Linked DNA regions of Mus musculus: region 2 is linked to region 1. Evidence: chromatin contacts called from ENCODE Hi-C or POLR2A ChIA-PET data. All regions are on one chromosome and are shown on one strand. Each heading gives the region's core, a stretch centred on a gene start or an enhancer-like site at or near the end of the contact. The rest is flanking DNA. Distances are from core to core; before and after follow the strand shown. Region 1 holds the start of Pkp3 (plakophilin 3). Region 2 holds the start of Ano9 (anoctamin 9).

Region 1 (6,589 bases), core at 2,073-4,572:
CTGCGCACAGATGGGGCTCGGGCCACTGGCTCCAAGCCGGCACCTGACACTGACCCGGTACCCCCACGGCTTCGGTGGCTGCTCTGAAATCTTTGCAGGGTTCGCATGGCAGGTGCACGGATGGTCCTGCTGGGTGGTCCCTCTGTGGCCTCTGGCCAGTCCAGGCCCCCTGCTCGGCTAGAGCCGGAGCTAGCCTGGCGCTCGTAAGCATAGGCCCTGTAGGTAGAGGCGGCTGCAGGCTCCAGTTGCTCAGATACCACGCTGTAACGGTCATCCAGGCCCCCTGGCCCCAGCCTCAGTGAGCGCAGGGATAATGTGTCATAGTCAGCTCTGCTGGCTGCCCCACCTCGCTCATGGAAGGACACTGGCCGGGTGGGCATAGGTGGAGTGGGCTGGGTACCCCCATATCCCACAGCCCCAAAGGCACTGCCCCCATTGTGGGCAGAACTCAGCCTCCGACTGCACGTCAGATCCACGGCTGAGCGGGAGGACCAGGAAGCTGGGCTGTAGGCCGGCTTGGCGATGGGCCGGAAGGTCTATGGGAGGGGAGGGCACAGTGAAGGGGTATCTGGGGTTTACCTGGCACCCTCCCCTTCTGATCCAGAGCTCCCAGCCTCCCCTGTAAAGCCTCCCCTCAGTGTGGACTGCAGAGCTGACTCCCTGACTCACCGAGGTCTTGTCTCCACTCATGCCCTGGGATCGGGAGCTGAAGCCAGTCTGCATAGTGTGATATTGACCTCTGGGCATGCCTGTGGACAGAGACAGTAATAGCCATGACACCATGACCAATAGAAAAGTGTTGGCTTTTTTTTTCTTCTTCTTTTTGCCAGAGGTCTCTGATCACAAGCCTGGGTTTGACATCAGACTCAGGGCAGGGAGGCCAAGTCAGTTTGGGAGCTAACCCCTTGCCTCTGGTTCTGTCATGGCTGCAGCATGCCTTCATCCAGTCTGTTCTGGTAGATCCTCTTTCCCTAGAACTCCAAACTGTCTTCTCTGTTCAAAGGAGTTCAGACCTGACCTCTGGGCTGCCTGGAGAAGATGCCAGGGTCTCCATTAGCTGCCCAGATCCCTGGCAGAGCACAGCATCTGGCCCTTCCAGGAAGCCAGCTCAACCTGCTTAAACCCACCGTGAGCTCCTCTTGTGCCCAGACTGTGTCTGTACTACAGTCACGAGGGAGTGACATTGTACAGGCCAAGGATACAGTCTCTCTGGCTCAGTCTGCTCAGATCGGCACTGGTAGAACCACCTGGTAGAGCCCAAGGCAGGCACCACACCTACCCCATCCAGCTGCACATAGTTGAGGACAGGGAGACAGTCCAGCTCTGTGGTCAGTAGACAGAAAGATGGAGGTTGGGGTATGGTTAGGGTCTGGTCAGAAGTTTGGAATGACAGGTGGATGACTGCATTGGTAGGGGAGAAGGAGGTGAAAGAGCATCACATGGGTCTATAGAAAACAGGTAACTGGGGCTGGAGAGATGGCTCAGTGGTTAAGAACTCTGACTGCTCTTCCAGAGGTTCTGAGTTCAATTCCCAGCAACCACATGGTGACTCCCAGCCATCTGTAATGGGATCTGATGCCCTCTTCTGATGTGTCTGAAGACGGCTACAGTGTGTACATACATAAAATAAGTAAATCTTTAAAAAACAAAATAAAACAAAACAAACAAAACAACCACCAGGCAACAGAATGAACAGAGAGAATGGTGCAGGGTAGGCGAGGCAGAGTTGAGGCCACACAGGAAACATCATCCAAGAGTTGATGGTGACAGTGGCAGGCTTTGGGTGGACTCAGCCTTTGCCAAGGCTCCTCTGGGTTTGGGAAGCACTCCTTTGAGCAGAGCACCTGCTACAGAGGTCAGTATTGGTGTGGGGAAGGGGCCTTCCTTCGCTCCTTCCCATTCAGCTCAGGGGGAGGACAGTCTGATGTTCCCCAGATCCACCCAGGTTAATGAGGCTTCTGGGCAGGGGCTGTTAACCCTTTGACGCTAGTGAGGGCCAGCCTAGGGGGCACACCCCAGCCTGGGGACCTTACGCCCACCCTCAAATTACTATCCTCCTCCCCCTAATTGGCAGGGTAGCCAAGTGATAATTAACCCCTCCGTGTACCCTCCCCCACCCCATGACCCCTGGGCATCAACTTGGCTCCAGAAAGACTTAGGCTCAGATTTTAGGCAGCAATCCAGCTCCTGACCTGCCCTTCTGCCAGACAACCCTCTCCTTCTGGCCAGACATCATGGGACCACTGAGAACTGAGGGCTGGACCTCCGAACAGAGGTTCATTGTACTGGCTAAATTTAATTCCTGTTGTTGTAGCCTGGCAGGTATGGAAAGGATGTTTCTGGAGTGACTGCCTTGAGCCCAGCCTGTCTGAGTGACCCTCTAACACACACAAAGACACAGACACAGACACACACACACACACACACACACACACACACACTGCCCCTGAGGAGTACCCTTTGGGCTATTCTCATGAAGTGTATCTGGGTCACTCCTGGTAGGCCCAGTTCTGCAATTCCTCAGGGAGCCCCTGCTCCAGACAGACCTGGGCTCTATCCAGGATCACCCCTCTCTCACATGCTGTTACCATTTGGTCAGGAGGCACTCTGGCCTCTCTGAGACCTCAAGTATGCCTGTGTTCTGTGGTGCTGGGAGGGAATGTGTTTGGGGGTTTGCCGACAGGTGGGCCTGGCTGCTCACCTTGTGCCTCCAAGTCTTTCCAACTTAGGGAGTGGGTAGGCCCAGCCCCAGGACCCCTGTCCCGGCTGGGGAAGGAGAGATGCCCCACCCAGGCTACTCCCTATGCCTGCTGGGGCGGGGCAGTGACTCAGAACAGGCCTCTGTAAGGTGAGTCAAAGCCTGAACCCCGAGCTTGGACGGCTTCTGCCCCTGGCACCACCACTCCTGCCCTGGCCACCTCCACCGGCCACTGTCACCACTACCAACTTCATTACCCTCTGTCGCCTACCATACCCAAAGTTGGCCTACCTCTGGCGCTCTCCGCGGAGCCATCAAGCTCAGCAGACCCATTGTGCCGCGACTGCTGGCCCAGCTGCAGGAGGCGGGCTCGGACTTGCTCCTGGACTCTGGCAGCTCTAAGTCGATCAGCCTCCGGTCCCTCCGCACCCCGGCGATCCAGCTGTAGGTCCGAAGGCAGAGCCAGGGAGCAAACACCAGTCTCAGGCTGCAGGGCAGACAGCAGGAAGTTACCTTCCTGCATAGTGACAGGGGCGACTAGCCAGCCCACCTGTCCTGGGCCTCTCCCGGTCTTGTCCCTCGAGGCCCGGTTCCAGAGTCTCTTCCTGGCTGGCTCTCATAGACAGACGCCCGCCCGCCCGCCCAGCCCAGAGCTTGGCTGGGGGCGGGGACACCTGGGCCAGGTGGGAGGGAGGGGCCTCTGCCTGCTTAAGGTGGAATTTGGGCGGAAGAACTGGCCCTGCGTGTCCTCAAGTCGCCTGGCCTTCCCTTTCCTCCTGTCCCAGGGCCACAGGAACGTGGGTTCTACTTGCTCTCAGTCTTCCAAGTCCAGACCAAACCCCATGGGTGCCAGCGTTCTCAGTTTGAGAGTAGGGCAGGGAGCCTGTGGGAGCCTGTCACTACAAGCCATATGAGAAGGAATGTCCCAGCCTGGGGGGTTGGGAGCTCTAGAGTACCAAAGACCAAGCAGCTTCCAAGACAGCTGGACCCAGGCTTGTTGAGGTCCCAGCAGGGTTGGCATCCAGACACAGTTTCAGGTTTACAGAGTCCGGATAGAGGATAAAGAACTTGAGTGCTAGAGTTTTAGGGTCAAGAGCAGTACCATGATGGCCCTAAACCTGGGCCTGACAACTCAATAAGAGAGCCCAGTGAGGTAGACATATGTCCACCCCCTGACCTGCGAATCTGGAAACTCACCCCAGCCTCTACCTGTACAGAGGCTTCAGAAGGGCTGCTTGGCCCTCTCTGGCATCTCTCCCCAGCTTCTGCCCCCCAGGCCTGGGGTGGGAGGCCCCGTTCCCAACATCTGAGTCATGGCTGGCAGGCGGGGCTGCCCCAGGGGGTTGACTCAGAGGGGCCTAGGCTCATGTCAGCACCTGCCAGGCTGGGGGGCCAGGAGGTTTGGGGGGAGAGCTGGGCTAGAGAAAGCGGGGAGACTGGAAGTGAGGGGCACCAAAGCTTGTTCCTAGAAGGTCTCCCAAGCACCCCTGTCAGGTAGGCTAGCATGCTGTGAGTTAGGCCGGCCATCTAGGTAGATTGGGAAGGTTAAAAGACAAAACTAGGAAAGTTGGCGTATGGGAACAAGTTGCCTCACGTTCCCTGGGACTTCCCTTAAGTATTCCTGGGTCTCTATCCTAAGGGCTGTACTTTTCTAAAATCTAGTCCCTGGGCTCAGCCTGAGCTCTCTGTCCCACACCAGGCCCTTTAAGAGTCCTGGACTCTTAAAGACATTAACAGAGGGTGACTAGGCGCAGAGTCCTGGAAACGGAGAGTGCTCAGAGAATGACAGCATCCAGGACAGGATCAGGATGAGTAGGAAGGGCTAGAGGATGGGAGTCAGAGGTCAGAGGTCAGAGATTGCTGGGGAGAGAGCACCGAGGGTGAAGCCCCCTACCCCCAGGATAGAATCTGGCGGGGATCTACTGGTTGTGGCTGGAGGCAGGGGCTGGGCAACCTACCTTGCCGCTGGTCTGGCCCCCACTGGCTCCCTGGCTCATTCTGGAGGTCCCTGCTGTAGGACAATTCCTTCTGGGCTCCATCCGGGTCCGAGATCCTGCGGTGGGCTCCATCAGGGCCCAGCTTCTGTGGGCAACAGCCTCTGTTTGGAGATGGTACCGTGGGGGCACCCGAGGGTGGGGTGGGAACGTTGCACACCCATCTCATCAGACCGGTTGCTTCCCTGGGAGACGTGTTTCGTGTGGAAAAATCCTGGGAGACAAGTTTGTGCGGCGCCGTGCGGCCTGGAGGCACACGCCTGGTCTGAAGAGTCCCGCCCTGCATGCGCTAGGTCCACCCAGAGCCCTACAGCAGCCAGGCTTGGGAGTAGAGGGGGGCAAGGGTTCGAGGAGAGTGCAAAGTGGAGACCCATAATTACACAGGGCTGCCAGGGGCTCAGGTGTGGTCGTAGCCAGGTAAGGAGGCACCTGGTGGGCATGAGGACACCGCGTTCACGGTACCTGGATGGAAGGCCAGAGTCAGTTTTGGGGATGGGCTTGGCAGAGGGCTGTGGTCACAGCTGTGAACAGCCTCCATAAGGACATGGGGACCAAGAGCTGTATCCACTTCTCACATCAGACCACAGGCCTCAGTCTCAGCATCCCTAAAAAGCCTGGACTCTGGGCATTTCCTTTAATGGCTGTATGGCTTTGGTGTCAGTTAACGCTCATTGAGTCTTCTTGTGGCTCTCCGCCCCGAGTTTGGAGCTGTGGCTGACCCCTGTGACTCCTGTGACCCTTGTGACCAGTGTCCCTTCAACGTCTCTGTCTCTCTGTCTTCTCGGAGGGAGGATGGGAAGGGTGCAGCGGGTCTTCCAGGAGGAGGTGGTCTGATGCGTGAAGAATGCTTACTCAAGGAACTGAGAGATGGATGGTTGAACCTCTGATGTAATCAGGCTTGGAACCTGGAACTCGGGATCACGAAGAGTGAGTAAAGCTGTTGATGGGCTGTCATCCACTCTCTCACCCTCCTAGTGACTGTCACCTCCCAGAGAGGAGTGTCAATTGGGAGAGGGTGTAGGGGGGGGCTTGAAGGTTTCTCAATGGAAGAGGAGTGGGAGATTCTGCTTGTGGGCAGCACTTGAGGAAAGAGCTGGGGGAGGGGCACTGAGAGGGAGCCCGAGGGCTGGGAGCTTGTGCATGGTACAAGGGTAAGGGATGGGCTTACTAAGGAGTGGACGTTGAATGCCTAGGAGGAGAGCGTTAGGACATTAACAGCAGAGTCTCTCAGACGCAGATGTCATGAGCATGCCAGGGCACAGACAGGTTAAGGAGGCTCCTGATGGTCATGAAGCCTAAGGGGCAGGGTGATGTCAGCACTGCTTTGGTGTGAGTTGATGAACTGGCTGGGCCGGAGACCGGCAGTGTACATCCTCGTACCGGTAATGTCCAGAAGTCTGAGAGTCATCATCATGTCTGCCCAAAGGCCACCTCTTTCTCATAGCCTGCTCAGACTTGCTCCATGGGAGTCACTCCAGACGTGTTCCCAGGCATTGCAGCCCCCGACCCCATCCTGGACCCACGGGTGGGCTGGTTTTTTACTATCACTAGCCATGGTCCAACCTCAGACTTACACCCTGCGGGTGGAAGGCAGCTGAGGAGTGCCAGTCCAGGTCACCAACACGTGTGGGGACATGTCCACCTGCCCATCAGTCCATCCACATTAATCCATTCACTGGTCAAGGTCACCTTATTGTGTGCACCAGGAACTTCGGAAGGAGGCTTCTGTGGCGTGACACCCAGGACTTCTTCATAAGCATTCCCCCCTGGACACTGCAGCAAGGAGAGCAATGTGGGGTAGTGGCCAGTTTGTGGCAGAGAGACCACAGCAGAACTAAGCACCAAAGAGCAACTTGTGCTTGTGCTCATGAGCAAGTGCGTGTGTGTATGTGTGAGT
Region 2 (6,589 bases), core at 2,865-5,364, 38 kb before region 1:
TGAGCCATCTCACCAGCCCCTGTTTGTTTGTTTTTTAAAGATTTATTTATTACTATATGTAAGTACACTGTAGCTGGCTTCATATGCACCAGAAAAGGGCGTCAGATCTCATTACGGGTAGTTGTAAGCCACCATGTGGTTGCTGGGATTTGAACTCAGGACCTTTGGAAGAGCAGTCAGTGCTCTTACCTGCTGAGCCATCTCGCCAGCCCCCCTTTTTTTTGAGGGGGGAGTTTTTTTTAAGGAGCAAAGCAGAAAAACTGAACATTCTGTAGGGCAGCCCCACCCATGTGTGAAAAACACAAGGCCAGCTTCAGAAAGAGAGATGTGATAGGCTGGCAACCTGAGAGACGATTGAGTCTCCCCTTGCATGGAACAAGGTTGGAAACCAGCCCAGAGAGAAGATAGGAAGTGGGTTCTTGGAGGCAGCCACTTCCACTCAGAGGCATCTTGGTCAAAGGGATGGAGTATTATCTAGTCACATGATTGACACATTCCTGAAGGGCTGGAGGTCCTAGGGCAAGGGCACCTAGCCTTTGGAGTTTCACTGCCCCCTAGAGCCCTCGTTGGTCTTGTCCATCCCATCCACAGTGAGGTCACTGGGTCTCAGTTAGCAACAGATGCCTCTCAATGCACTTTGGCCCTTGAAAGGTGCCAAGATCTGTAGCTGGAGAAATAAGGAAGGAGTGGAAAGGTCCATGGTCCACAGGGAAGAAGAGTCAGCGCCACATGGGGCCTCGGCCAAAGTTCTCTGCCTAGAAAGACAGGGCAGCACCGCCAATATCAAGGAGACTGGGCCACACTTCACAGCAGGGCCTCATTCACAGTGCCACTTCCACTTCAGCTGCACCGAGAACAGAGGCCAAAGGGTGTAGCGAGTCTAGCAACACTAGGTCTGAAACACTAGGTCGTGATATGCTAATAAATAGTAATAAACACAACCAAGTCGATGTGTGTTTGTGATAGAAAATGTGAAAGAAACAAAGTAACATAGGGAAGAATCAATGAATTAGCCTTTTTTTTTTTTTTTTTTTTTTTTTGGTTTTTTGAGATAGGGTTTCTCTGTGTAACCCTGTAGCCTTGGCTGTCCTTGAACTCACTCTGTAGACCAAGTGCTGGGGTTAAAGGCATGTGCCACCACTGCCCAGCCAATGAATTAACCTTACACAAACAGGAACATTGATTTGTGAACCTGAGTTTCTAGCGTTTTCATAGTTCTCTAGTTGAAATCTCATGTGTTTCAGTGTCTTTGTTGTTCATTATAAGCCTTTTTTCTATATTCTCACGGACTGCATTCTTCCTGTTTGTTAGTTATTTTTGCAGTGTATGGGATGGACTCCGGACCTCTAGTTTGCTATGTATACATTCTGCTGTTGAGTTGAACTCCAGCTCCAAAGCACAATTCTGTTTATTTTGTTTTTAGAGATAGGTTCTCACTCTGCCTTGCTTATCTTGTGGAAGGGTCCACATTCTGGGAAGGGAGTACAGCTGGAGCTGGTCTTATGTCCCTATCTGGAGAGAAGTTGAGCCAGGCATTTTAGATGCCAATCCCCAAGACTGGCCAACAGCCTCAGCACTCTTTCTGATGGTGTCCATTAACTTCACCTCCTATAACTGTTCTGAGAGGGAAATTTCAAAATAATAAAGAGATACATATATAGAGAGATCTCTTTTGTATCCCAAACTGCATACCATCTAGATTTTCAATAACATGAAAAATCTGGGTAAACATAGTTTATTCCATCCACTAAAACTTGTGTTCCTACCAAGTTGCAATCCCAGAGTTCAGGAAGCCAAGGCAGGAGGAACACTGCAAGTTCTGGGCTATTGTGGGCTATATAGAAATTTAAATGGCATTTTGTCTCACACAATGAAAGAAGAAAGAAACAGAGAGGATGGGAGAGGGGAGCAGGTGTCCTGGACAGACATCCAGCTGTAGTTTGGGTCTTAGCTTGGATTCAAGCCTTGCTGATTTTTTTTACTGGGTATTTGAGACTGTAGGTTGAAGATGCTAAGTACAAGGGTCCTACTTTCTTCCTTAGAAAAAAGAATCACATTCCCCAAGCTTCCTTGCCCTATGGTATGGTTACGTGATTAGATATGTGAAGGGTGGGGCGCACTCTATTCCCCCTTGTTGTTCTGGAGTGTGGATGTAATGCTGTTGAGCAGCCATCTTGGAAGAGAGGAGTAATAGTTTCCTGCTGAAGGACTACACTTCCCAGCTTCCCTTGCAGACAACAGACATATCTCCAGTCCTATAAGGAACTACCTCTCATCTCCCTCCATAGGCTCTTTGGCCATCCACCTGTGTAGGTGACAAGATGCCCCCCTTGCTGTGAATAAACGTGGCCCCACTCAAGGGCAGACCAAGCCTGTCTTTCTGGCCCCTATCTCTCAGCAGCTGCCTTTTAAGATAATGTAACAAAAGGAGTAAGGACCAAGTGAAGGTGGTGACACACAGAAAGGAAAATCTGGACCCCTGATATTTATGCTTCAGCATCCAGCCCCAGACTTCTTCCTAGAGGAGAAAATACAGAAATGTGTGTCAGTCACTACCAACTCCATTTGTCGCCCATATGCTAGTACACCCTTCTAGTTTGGTTTTTTTACTTACACAGTGTGGCGGTTTAAATAGGAAAGGCCCCCTTATAGTCATTTATTTAAATGCTTAGCTATCAAGGGATTGGAACTCTAACAGGATTGGAAGGATTAGAAGGTGTGGCCTTGTTGGATCGATCTCTCTCTCTCTCTTTCTGCCTTGAGATCAGGATGTAGCTCTCACGTACTGTACCAGTGCCATGCTTCCTGCCATAATGATAATGGACTAAACCTCTAAAGCTGTAAGCAAGCCCCCAGTTAAATACTTTCTTTTATGAAAGAGTTGCCTTGGAGGGCTGGAGAGATGGCTCAGTGATTAAGAGTACTGATTGCTCTTCCAAAGGTTCTGAGTTCAAATCCCAGCAAACCACATAGTGGCTCACAGCCATCTGTAATGAGATCTGATGCCCTCTTCTGGTGTGCCTGAAGACAGTGTCTTTACATATAACAAATAAATCTTTAAAAAAAAAAAAAGAGTTGCCTTGGTTATGGTGTCTCTTCACAGAAATAGAACGGTGACAGGTGACAACTAAGACATAGTTACACTGCTGGCTCTCTCTTTCCCTTCTTCCCTCTCTAGTTTGATATTTCCCCCTCTTCCCACCCCCCCACCCCCGACCTGCTATAGTTCAATCCTAGAGCCTTCTAGGGCCCTGAAGCTGAAGGAGAGGCCTGCCATTTATCTGAGAATCCTGAGCAAGTCTATGCCAAGTCAATGCCTGAACTGTAGGAACGTCATATACAGTGTTACAGAGTGACACAGTGTTGAGCAGGTGACATTGGGTGTGTCCTGGCTGCCAGCCACCCTGTGATAGATACTTTTAGAGATCCTGCCCTGACTTATCAACCCTGTTCCTGCATCTTCAGCTTCACAGTGCTTTTCAGATTGGGCCCCTATGTGCCCTTCCTGAGGAAGACCATCCTGCCCCTGCTAGCCTCAGCATCCTCAGGCTGCTCCCACACATTGGTTACTCTAATTCTGCCCATAGCCTTCTCCGGCAGCAGCTGTCAGTGCAGCTGCACAGCAGGGCTCAGTCTCAGGATCCCCGGCTTCAGGACATCACAGGAGCCCAGGAATGAGAAGTCCGTTCCTTTGGGACTCTGTCTTGCTATCCCTTTGCCTCTTTCTCCTCTGTGGAGTCGACAGTACATTTGGAAGGTCAGGAATGGACTCTGCAGATGTCTCAAGGACAGGTGGTACTGAGTACCTATCTATTAAGGCCGTCCATGTCGCCATTTTCTCTCGAAGCGGGGTGTGTGTGTGTGTGTGTGTGTGTGTGTGTGTGTGTGTGTGTGTGTGTGTGAGACGGACTCTACCTTGCAGCCAGGGCATCCCTGCAGGGAAGAGAATAGAAAACCCAGGAGAGGGCTCCACCTTACCCTTGAGAAGAAGGTGTTGGGGTGGCGGGACACTGGAAGGGATTTTCTTGGCGGGCTTGCTGCTGGCTCCTCCCCAGCATACTTGGGCAAGCAATCAGAGGAGTAGGCGGGGCAAATCCACAAGGAAGTCAGGTAACAACCGGGAGCCCGCAGGCACTCTCACACCTGCCAGTGCCAGCCAGCATCCAGAGCCCCACATTGACCGAGGGACCAGCCACCAGCATGCAGGTGAGCCTCGGTTCTGAGGGTACATGCCTGCAGCCTCTACAGCTGTCATCCTTCCCTGAAGGCTTGGTGGCGGGCAGTTCCCAACAACCTGCCATCTCAGGGAGCACGCTGGCTAGAGTTGGATCCTTGACTATGGGGCAGGCTAAGGAAGAGGCACGATTGATGAAATAGCTTTCTAGTCCTATTCTGGAATTCTGAAGATCCCAGGAACTGGGATCCTATAGGTATGTGATGTAGGGTTTTTCTGCCAGACTTACCTATGTAAGGTGAGAACAGAGATGCTGTGGTGGGACACTCAGACCTGTGACTTCCACTGACGGGGAGGGACTATGGGCACCAGGTTAGACTGGCCTGTGTAGCTGTGTGCCACACTTTCTGGATCCTGCTCCAGGCAGACTGGACCTGGAGCCTAGGTGTAGTCCAGAAGGTAAGATGTGTGTGTTCTTGGGGTACCTTTTAGAAAGCACTATGTCCCCTTTTGTCAACCAAAATGGTCACCTGGGGCAGAGGCCAGCACTTAATCTCCAGGGAGGAGGCAAGGGCGAGGTAGAGAGTGAAACTAACTTCCCACGGAGGCACCAGGCCTCCAGGTGTGGGCTGTGTGGGTGGCTGCTCCCTCTGCTTTTATGCAGTCCTCTCACTAGGCCTTCCAGACCCAGCTCTGGGAACTGAGTGTTCAGGTTAGCACATAGACACCCTTAACCTGGCTCCAATATCCATCCCCTTGCCAGCCTCTTTCTCAAGCTAGTGGTATAAGGAGAGAGAGCATGAGCCTTTAGGACCTAAAGTTTAGGTACACAGAGGGTTTGGTGGTCCCAGGTCCTAGTGGATCTGAGCCTGCCCTCTACTGTTTAAATTTCTTCCATGACTCTCCAGAGCTTTTGTCGAAGTCCAAGAAACCTTCCTTGACCTGGCTACTGTAAACGTCTAGCCTCGCCTGGTGGCTTTCTCCTTGCCCTTTATACTCCTGCAAAGTTGAAGTGCTGAGGACAAAGTCACCGGGTGTAGTGACTACCCAGTTCCCAGGGGTGCTGAGGACTGAGTCCTGTGGGGACTTGCATGCGCAGGGTCAGAAGACAAGCCTCTAGAGTCAGTTCTCTCCTTTGACCACGTGGTCCTAGGGATCAAACTGAGGCTTGGTGGCAGGTGCCTTTATCTGCCGAGCTATCTCCCTGGTCCGGGCATAAGTTCTTCAGATCCATAGCTTGTGAGTCTTCTGAGGTGGTAAGGAGTGAGTCCCTGAAGGGGTTGAGAGCTGAATAAACTTGCCAAGTGCAGCCTGCCTCTCAGGACTGACACACATGCATGTCTCTCTCCCAGAAATGCTGCCCCAATCTTTTCCCTAGTTTGTTCATCTTTTGCCTTAGGAGGTAAAGATTGGGACCACCTCTCCCACAAGGTAAACATGACTCCGGTCCCTATATGTGTCCACCCATGCACCACCCTCCAGGGCTCAGCACTGAGAACACAGAGTTTCCAGTTTAGTGTCTGGGGATGGATATGGGGAGGTATTACTAGGCAGGGTGCCAAGGACATAAGGGTGCCCTGGCCGCTTCTCTTGTTGGAAGAGTGTTACAGGCCTCAGAGCACTAGCAAGGGAGGTAAACATGATCTTGGGACAAGGTGGGCCAAAGGACAAGTGGGGTGGGAAGCCAGGTCCACGCCTTCATGCATGTGTGCCGTGACCTGTGGGTCAGCCTCGGTTTGGAGATGGATGCTCTGTATGCACGCGTCTCTTCTGTCTGCACTGACCGGGAAGGCAGCTCGGAGGTGAGCACCAGGGAGCAGGGCTGCCCTGCGCTGGTTCCCTGCATCCCTGACCCTCAGGAGGGAGGATTCCTTAGGAGATTTGATGGCCCACAAACTGAAGAGGTGGCCTGTGTCCATAATGAAGAGCTAGGGGCCCTACCTGAGTCCTGAACCTTGAGCCCTAGGCCATTGTGTATGGCCTGTAGGACTGGAGATGCCAAGGGCTGGGGAAAATGGCAGGAACGTTAGTGGCCAGGCTGGTGATTTTCTTCACTCTTTTCCTGCCCGTGTCAGGCTGATTCTTTGTTGCGGAAGTGATATCCTTGGATTCTATTAGAAAGAAATTGAATCTCTGAGGGGCCAATCACATCAGAGCCAGGGTGTCTGCCTGTGCTTGAACCCTAGTCTGGCTGTATACGGTAAGGTGAAAGTCTAGGTCCAAGGCCCAGCTGAGTGTGTGGGGACAGCCTTGTCCCTATCCTGGGTATCCTGGAGTTTCAGGAGCCCACACAACCTGGAGGTGGAATGCAGTGGATTAGGACCCAGGAGTTTTGAGCACTTCAGGAACACTGAGCAAGCTGTTTGGCTGGAGGTAAAGATAGTTTCATGAGCTGGTCCCATCATGAACGCCCCA

Evidence for each region. A loop is a pair of places that touch in the nucleus more often than their neighbours do. ChIA-PET counts read pairs that join two places held with the same protein, here RNA polymerase II (POLR2A).
Region 2: a loop to region 1 is called in a map of left cerebral cortex, with 2.0 times the contacts of the local background. The contact joins the promoter of Ano9 here to the promoter of Pkp3 in region 1. A Hi-C loop is called at or near these places in 2 of 37 maps with a recorded cell type or tissue (both left cerebral cortex). POLR2A ChIA-PET finds 5 or more read pairs at or near these places in 4 of 5 experiments (Patski and embryonic stem cell).

The regions. Positions count from the first base shown.
Region 1 is chr7:141,076,502-141,083,090 of GRCm38, reverse strand. It overlaps Pkp3 (plakophilin 3), which reads right to left and starts at 3,322. Exons shown (of 13, transcript NM_019762.2): 1 at 2,990-3,322; 2 at 670-749; 3 at 1-536. The coding sequence starts at 3,221.
Region 2 is chr7:141,115,331-141,121,919 of GRCm38, reverse strand. Ano9 (anoctamin 9) reads left to right here and starts at 4,114. Exons shown (of 24, transcript NM_178381.3): 1 at 4,114-4,206. The coding sequence starts at 4,201.